Regions from separate parts of the Homo sapiens genome. Here all the other regions are linked to region 2. The links are chromatin loops, found by intact Hi-C in ENCODE. Cell type or tissue: PC-3. All regions are shown on one strand.

Region 1 (2,500 bases), 390 kb after region 2:
AAATGGCTCCTCCTAAGAACAAGCACATGAAAGTTTGTGTTATTTGTACATGACAAAGATATAGCACATAACTGAGTCATTAAAAACACAGTTCAGGCCGGGCGCAGTGGCTCACGCCTGTAATCCCAGCACTTTGGGAGGCCGAGGTGGATAGATTATGAGGTCAGGAGATCAAGACCATCGTGGCTAACACGGTGAAACCCGTCTCTACTAAAAATACAAAAAATTAGCTGGGCGTGGTGGTGGGCCCCTGTAGTCCCAACTACTCAGGAGGCTGAAGCAGGAGAATGGCCTGAACCCAGGAGGCGGGGCTTGCAGTGAGCCGAGATCCCGCCACTGCACTCCAGCCTGCGCAACAGAGCGAGACTCTGTTTCAAAAAAAAAAAAAAAAAAAAAAAAAAAACACAGTTCAACTGGAATAGCTATAATTTATATATCAATCCCAATTTGAATAGAATATTTTTGAAGTTAATGTATATAATAAATATCAATCACTATGAATATTTATATAAAATAGTAGTGTGCTCTTTTTAATATACTCCATGATATGGTAGGATACTTTTATGGACCCATGCAACCCTGAATATCAAGCAGCCCTGTTTTATTTTTCAATTATCTATTTAAGTCCACTTGGTTAGAGATAGTCAGCATGTTTCTCACGGGAAAAAAAAAATACTGCACAATTGTCTGCGTATAGTGTGACCTCTTTCACTTGGGTGGGTATCCTTTCCATCACCAACTAAGTGAGGATATAACCTTGTCAAACCAAAGGCAAAAGAATAATAAGCATATGACAGGCTAACCCAGCATGGAAAAGGTTGTTTAGGAGGTTGCAAAAATAGTACTCGGAATGACAAAATAAAAGTACACTTCAAAGAGCAGGTTAATATTTTTAAAAGCACTCAAAACCTGAGAAGCATTTAATCCCCCTCCTTGGATGTCTGCCATACAAAACTCCACTTGAATTTATTTCATTAGTCACTAACGAGATTTGGTTAATATGTTTTCAAATGAATACTGGTAGAATAGTCTGAAAGAAACACATTTATAGAATATCTATTTCCACAAAGCACTAGCCAAAGGTAAGTACAAATAAGCAGATGATGTCTTGCTTTTACCAATTATAAATTACCATCCAACAAGAAAAAAATCCTTCCAATTCAAGAATCAGAAATACAAATGGGAAAAGTATTTACCCAGTAGCAGGTTTTTACTGTCTCCAAATCAAATGGCAGTAACACTGCTACCTTAATTGCTACCCCTAACTGGCATAACAGGGAATCATACTACAACATTTTTATAAGTATTTGAAACCAGAAGAAATTAGACAAGTTTGGCTACAGTCTTCCTAGTGTAAATTTACTTTTAAAGCAAACAAACAAAAATCTCCAAACCATTTAGGCCTGTCCTAGGACTATGTATTATATCATTGTGTCAGTTATACACACTTTGACATTCCTTTTCTACATTAAGACTGGAATGAAATTTTTGATCCTGACCAGTCATCATATTATAACAGTGAAACAGTGCCACCTTTTGGACCCAAACAGAAGCATCCAGTGCTAGTCTTTCAAACTTCCTTTTTCAGTTAAACTCCTGATGTACATAAATGTCAATGATTTTCATGTCATAATTATCACCTTCTAGGAATACTTTTTAATCTATACAAACCAAGAAAACATTGGGGTAACAAAAAAGTTGCTTACCAAGATGCAAAATTTCAAAATATTCCAAAGTAGTACCAAATGCATGTATTTTTAATAATTTCTAATCAACATTTCATTAAATACATTTCACCAAATCCAAATATGTTAGTCAACTAACATATTTTAAATGCAAAAAATTCTTTTTATAGCATTGTTACACTGCAAAATTGATTTTTTAAAAATGCATTGTATTTAACATGTATTCAATTTAATAATTGGCAATATGATATTAACAGTGGATTACCAGTTAAATCAGCATAAGTATAAATAATTTTATATACAAATATAGTATGCTTCTGAGTTACTTACACCAATGATACAATGTCACCACGGTGTACTTCAAAATTCCTCACTTTCCAGTGGTTCAAAAGCACCACATCAGATGACTGGCTCCCCCCAGGATTCAAAGAAGGCTAGAAAATAAGGAGAAAGAGACACTTCTATCATTTGTATTTTTCAATCTTCATGGTTCTTGCACTTCACAGCTCGAGTGGACTGAAATAAAACATTTCTAATACAGTACCTTTCTATAAATTGCTGTTCTAAAGTAACTGCAAATGATGAGTTTTCAAAAAGGCTCACTGGGATTCTTCACAGATGAACCAGAAAAAAATAAATTACCAATGCTTATTTGAAAGGAACGTGTGCTAGACATTAAAATCTTTAGTAAACTCCAATAAAGAGGTATGAAAAGCCTTAAGAATAATATAAAAACATGAGGAAGAAGTGAGTCAAACCTCCTAACAAAATATCCAGATAGGATCTAATTCCACAGTAGTACACATCATTGTTCC
Region 2 (2,500 bases):
ACATGTATTTTTCAAACATACAATTCATGTTTTTATGTCATTAGACTGTTTACTGTATCGCTATATTTATATGCCTCTGAAATATGGAGTGTTAATGGGGTCTAAATTTAATTCTATTTTTATCAAAACTCAGTCACTCAGAAATACCAAACACTGAACATGTTCTACAAAAAGTATTCAACATCTGTAGAATACATGGAACCACAATGACCTTTACTGAAATTTCAATAGTTGCAGGAAATAATTTCAATATATATCTACACAGATTATATTTTGATTTCTACAAAGGCCAAGGGGTTAATGACCTTAAACTGCAGGTGCCCAAGGCATTGAGAACAAAAAAGATAGAGCAAGCGAAAAGAGAATTGTGTCTAGGTCACAATGCTGTAGCATTGAAAAGAAAGTGCAACAGAACAGAATGGAAAGAGCAAAACAAGGTGACTGCCATATATGAAAGATAAACATACTCTAAGAACATATAAACTTTGAAAGCTCTATTCACAGTCATTCTTGAATGAAAAATATATAAAATGCCATTATAAGATATAAACATCATCCAAGTCAATTTGTTGTGTGACTAGCTGAACTGACTCACTTACCAAACACATAGTTTATATTTGTTCCTCTTATTGTCATTTATTACTCACGTATTTTTTACACAAACACCACAGTTGTTGAAAGAGTTTCATAAGGTGATGTTCAGCTAACTTTTTAAAATCAGTGAGGCATTTTCCAAACCATTTCCTCAATCAATTACTTTTTAATGAGGAAGCAAAATTTATGTAAATATCAAAGTCTCATTTTTATATTTAGGCTATAAATTATACCATAATATGCTGCTGTTGGGCAAAATAATCAAAGTAATGATGAATTAAAACAAATGTTCTGACATAAATTAATGTAAGCAGAGCCCTTATACGTTCAAACCACATCATCTCTCTTAGACAATCCTTTACTGGCTAAAGGAATGGTAATAATACTGGCAGATCTCATTTACAACATACAAGCATTTTCTGTGCCAAACATTATGCTAAGCACTTAACATACATTTTCTCATTTAATCTTCATAACGACCGTACTAAGTAAGCGCTATGTTTAACCCATTTTACCAACGTGAAAAATAAGGCTTAGAGAAGAAAAGTAACTTGCCATAACTAATGAAGAACACGAAAAGGAACCTAGGTTAGTTAGCTCGAAAGAACAAGCCTTTGTGCATGAGGCAACACTGCCTCCCGTTGGTACTGCCTAAATATAGCTAGTTGATATCGCCTTCCAAGAGTCAGATTCTCTATCAAAATACAGTAACTCTGTTTCTAGTTTCATATCATGCATTCTGCTCATACTAGAATATTATACCTTTGTAGGATTCTTCTTTTCTTTCTGAGAAAGGAGTGATGCTTTAATTATTTATATCTGAGTTTTGCTATCCACTAGATTAACTAAAATGATTTTTTGTAGTTCAATTCACAGCTAGACCTGTGAACTGGCAGCTTATAACTTCCTCTATCATCATTTTTCCATCGAGTGGAAGTCAACATACTTCTTCACCTGAGGTCATGCAGTATAATAAGTGACACAAAAGAAAAATGCAAAACTTAGCTCATTGGTCTCAAATTTCATTATTTATAATAAGCTTTCCTTGTATCTAGTTCCAAATTTTAGACACTTTTTTCCCCTCATGCATTCTCTTTTAAATGATGAAGATGAAAATAGTCTGAATACAATTTCATTGCTACTATGAGCATCAATTTTCAATGAAATTCATCAATCTTCTTCAGTATGAATAAGCTGCTAGCCCTGCAAAGTTAATTGATGAAAGCTGTAATTTGCTTTTCAAACTGAGGATGCTGAGCCAAACCTAAAACTTTAGTAGAAGCGTTCTATATTAGCTGTTTGTAAAACTTCAGCATTTCTTGCTATGTCACCTCCTGAAAGGGCTATCAGGGGAGTCCTTCAACTTGACTGTCCTACAAAACAAAATCTGAATGTAAAATTAAAGCAAAAATGTTGCTGAGGATTCCTCCAGTGATTAAAAATGGAGTTTAGAGAGCTCACATCAACATACATTTTCTATTCAAAATGAAGTTTTTTTTTTGAAAGTTATAAGCAATTAGACAACTAAAAAAAGAAATTCAATTTTGAGGTGATAAAAGGTTAAAGTATTGTGAATCATGAATAACCTAACATGTAAGAAATAAAGAAGGACATGTATAATTTAAAATTAAACTTTTGGGGTTTTTTTCCTGCTACTTCTTACATACAACAAAGACGAGGAAGAGGAGGAGAAAGAGAAAGAAGAGGAAGATGTTGGGCAACATTTATTTAACATGCTCCACAGCCCGGACCCTGGGTAAGCTCTTTGTACAACTCACCTCATTTCACTTTGATTCCATGAGGGAACTGAGGCTTGAAATGGAGAAGCATTTGCCCAACTTCACTCATTGGAAAGGTCCTGATTTGAACCCTGAATGTCTGACTCTGAAGCCCATGTTATGGTGTC
Region 3 (2,500 bases), 1.0 Mb before region 2:
TTGTTTTAAGAAAACAATATTTCTGTTCATATTAATTCACTTGCCAGACTCCAATTCTGAAAGTTGTCTAGTTCTTCCTTCATCACATGTGCTTCTCATCGAAACCCTTGTTTCAGGATGGATCAAGTGATGTTACAGCTCATGTTCCTTAGACCTGATTTGTTTTGATGTTTTATTGCTTTTCCTTTTAATTTTTGTTTGAATGAGAAAAGTTTAATACCACAGGTGTCCAGAATTAAAAAATAATAATAATTCTGTAAAATGAATGCTGCTAGTGCAGACATTCTGTTTGAAGAAGCCACAATAAAGACGAAGTAAGTATCCACTTATTTTTCCACAATTCAACCAGAGGCAAGGAAAAAAATAAAAATGCAGACCCCCCAGTGTCAAGGAAATCGGGAGATCAAACTCTGAAGCACAATGTATATGCAAAGGGAGTCAACTGCAGTGGAGACAGTACATGAATGTGAAACAAAAGCAGAGAAAGAATTAACACTTGCAGACATCAGAAAGATTTAGGAGGCCAGGGGTGGTGGGTCAAGCCTGCAATCCCAGCACTTTGGGAGGCCGAGGCGGGCGGATCACGAGGTCAGGTGATCGAGACCATCCTGGCTAACACGGTGAAACCCCGTCTCTACTAAAAATACAAAAAATTAGCCGGGCGTGGTGGCGGGCGCCTGCAGTCTCAGCTACTGGGGAGGCTGAGGCAGGAGAATGGCGTGAACCCGGAAGGCAGAGCTTGCAGTGAGCAGAGATCGCGCCACTGCACTCCAGCCTGGACGACAAAGCGAGACTCTGTCTCAAAAAAAAAAAAAAAAAAAAAAAAAGAGGAAATAATACCTTTCCAAAGTCGAGTACAAACCAAAGTGCAAAATAAAATCCCTCTGTCTATCATAGCAGAAATAACCATAAGTTGGGGACAGGAAAGTCTCTGGAATTACTTGGCTCTTTGAAGCAAAGTGACAGGCTGATCCAGCAACAGACTTAGCATAGATTGCAGGAAAAAGCTCTCCCACAAGGGGTCAGAAGAGAGAATGTCAAACTGTTTCCAACACTAAACCGATTGGCCAAAGAGAAATAAATGCTGAAAATAAATCTCAAACAAAATATTAATATGTCAAAAAAACCCTCATAATAGACTGGAACACAGCCTGAGACCCCCTTCTCCATCAAATACTCACGATTTAAATATGAGTAACCAGTATAAGCACAGGATCTCTATGAAAGATTGTATGCAAAAAGGATGGGAACAGGATATCAAATGACCAATCAGAACATGTTGCCATGCGGGCGCAGTGGTCACGACTGTAACCCCAGCACTTCTGGGAGGCCGAGGCAGATGGATCACCTGAGGTCAGGAGTTCAAGACCAGTCTGGCCAACATGGTGAAACGCCATCACTACTAAAAGTGCAAAAAATTAGCTGGGTATAGTGGCGCACACCTGTAGTTCCAGCTACTCAGGAGGCTGAGGCAAGAGAATTGCTTGAACTGGGGAATCGGAGGTTACAGTGAGTCGAGATTACGCCATTGTACCCCAGCCTGTGCGACAAGAGTGAAACTCCATCTCAAAAAAAAAAAAGTTGCTGCCATGCTGAACACAAAAATAATGCCAATTATCCCACAAGTTATATATTTTAAATTCAACAAAATCACATTTTCTAACAAAAACCAGAGGACAAAGCAGGGATATGAGTTCTCAGTGAAAAGAAGGCAATATGAAAATCAGGAGATGAAATGCTCAAATATCATCTTATCAATAGGGTGCTCTGATGTTTTTGGTATTAGGGTTCTCTAGAGGGATAGAACTAATAGGATAGATGTATATGTAAAGGGGAGTTTATTTAGCAGTACTGACTCACATGATCATAAGGTGAGGTCCCACAACAGGCTGTCTGCAAGCTGAGGAGCAAGGAAGCCAGTACGAGTCCCAAAGCTGAAGAAGCTGGAGTGTGATGTTTGATGGCAGGAAACATCCAGCATGGGAGAAAGATGTAGGCTGGGAGGCTAAGCCAGTCTAGTCTTTTCACATTTTTCTGCCTGCTTTATATACTGGCCATGCTGGCAGCTGATTAGATGGTGCCCACTAAGATTAAGGGTGGGTCTGCCTTTCCCAGCCCACTGACTCAAATGTTAATCTCCTTTGGCAACACCCTCACAGATGCACTCAGGATCAATACTTTGTATCCTTCAATCCAATCAAGTTGACACTCAGCATTAACCATCACACTTCTTAATTCATAAAATACCCTCACAGCACTCTCTCTCATTACATTGTTTTTTTCCAATAACATTTAATTTAATGATGTTCTCTCCCCATTATAATATCAGCTCCATGAGAGCAGGGATTTGCCTAAATGATGTTTATGTAATATCAAGGCCTAGTAGGTGCCTGGCACAAAGTATGTCCTCAATAAGTATTCATTAAATAGATGATTAATACATGAACTGACAGCTCAATAAAGAAGTAGAAGAAAAAGTAGAACCACCGTATCAATGAAA

Evidence for each region. Peaks named below come from ENCODE experiments on the same cell type or tissue, not always from the same donor. Only the 100,000 strongest peaks of a DNase experiment are listed, where the experiment ranks them.
Region 1: a loop joins it to region 2, with 5 times the contacts of the local background. A loop is called at or near these places in 85 of 110 quality-filtered maps.
Region 3: a loop joins it to region 2, with 3 times the contacts of the local background. A loop is called at or near these places in 11 of 110 quality-filtered maps.

Annotation. Positions count from the first base shown.
Region 1 is chr7:111,485,223-111,487,722 of GRCh38, forward strand. It overlaps IMMP2L (inner mitochondrial membrane peptidase subunit 2), which reads right to left. Exons shown (of 6, transcript NM_032549.4): 3 at 2,016-2,119. Among named protein-coding and RNA genes, the nearest start is that of IMMP2L, 76 kb to the right of the region's middle. In PC-3, CTCF peaks have their summits at 1,532 (motif pointing left) and 1,732; a DNase peak (open chromatin) is centred at 1,529; H3K27ac peaks cover 2,001 bases.
Region 2 is chr7:111,097,613-111,100,112 of GRCh38, forward strand. All of the region lies in intron 3 of IMMP2L (inner mitochondrial membrane peptidase subunit 2), which reads right to left. It overlaps LRRN3 (leucine rich repeat neuronal 3), which reads left to right. Exons shown (of 3, transcript NM_001099658.2): 2 at 2,269-2,350. Among named protein-coding and RNA genes, the nearest start is that of LRRN3, 7.7 kb to the left of the region's middle. RefSeq lists an enhancer at 1-106. In PC-3, a CTCF peak has its summit at 1,236; a DNase peak (open chromatin) is centred at 609; H3K4me3 peaks cover 864 bases; H3K27ac peaks cover 1,566 bases.
Region 3 is chr7:110,089,297-110,091,796 of GRCh38, forward strand. No RefSeq gene overlaps it. Among named protein-coding and RNA genes, the nearest start is that of LRRN3, 1.0 Mb to the right of the region's middle. In PC-3, a CTCF peak has its summit at 1,037 (motif pointing right); no DNase peak of the experiment used is centred here.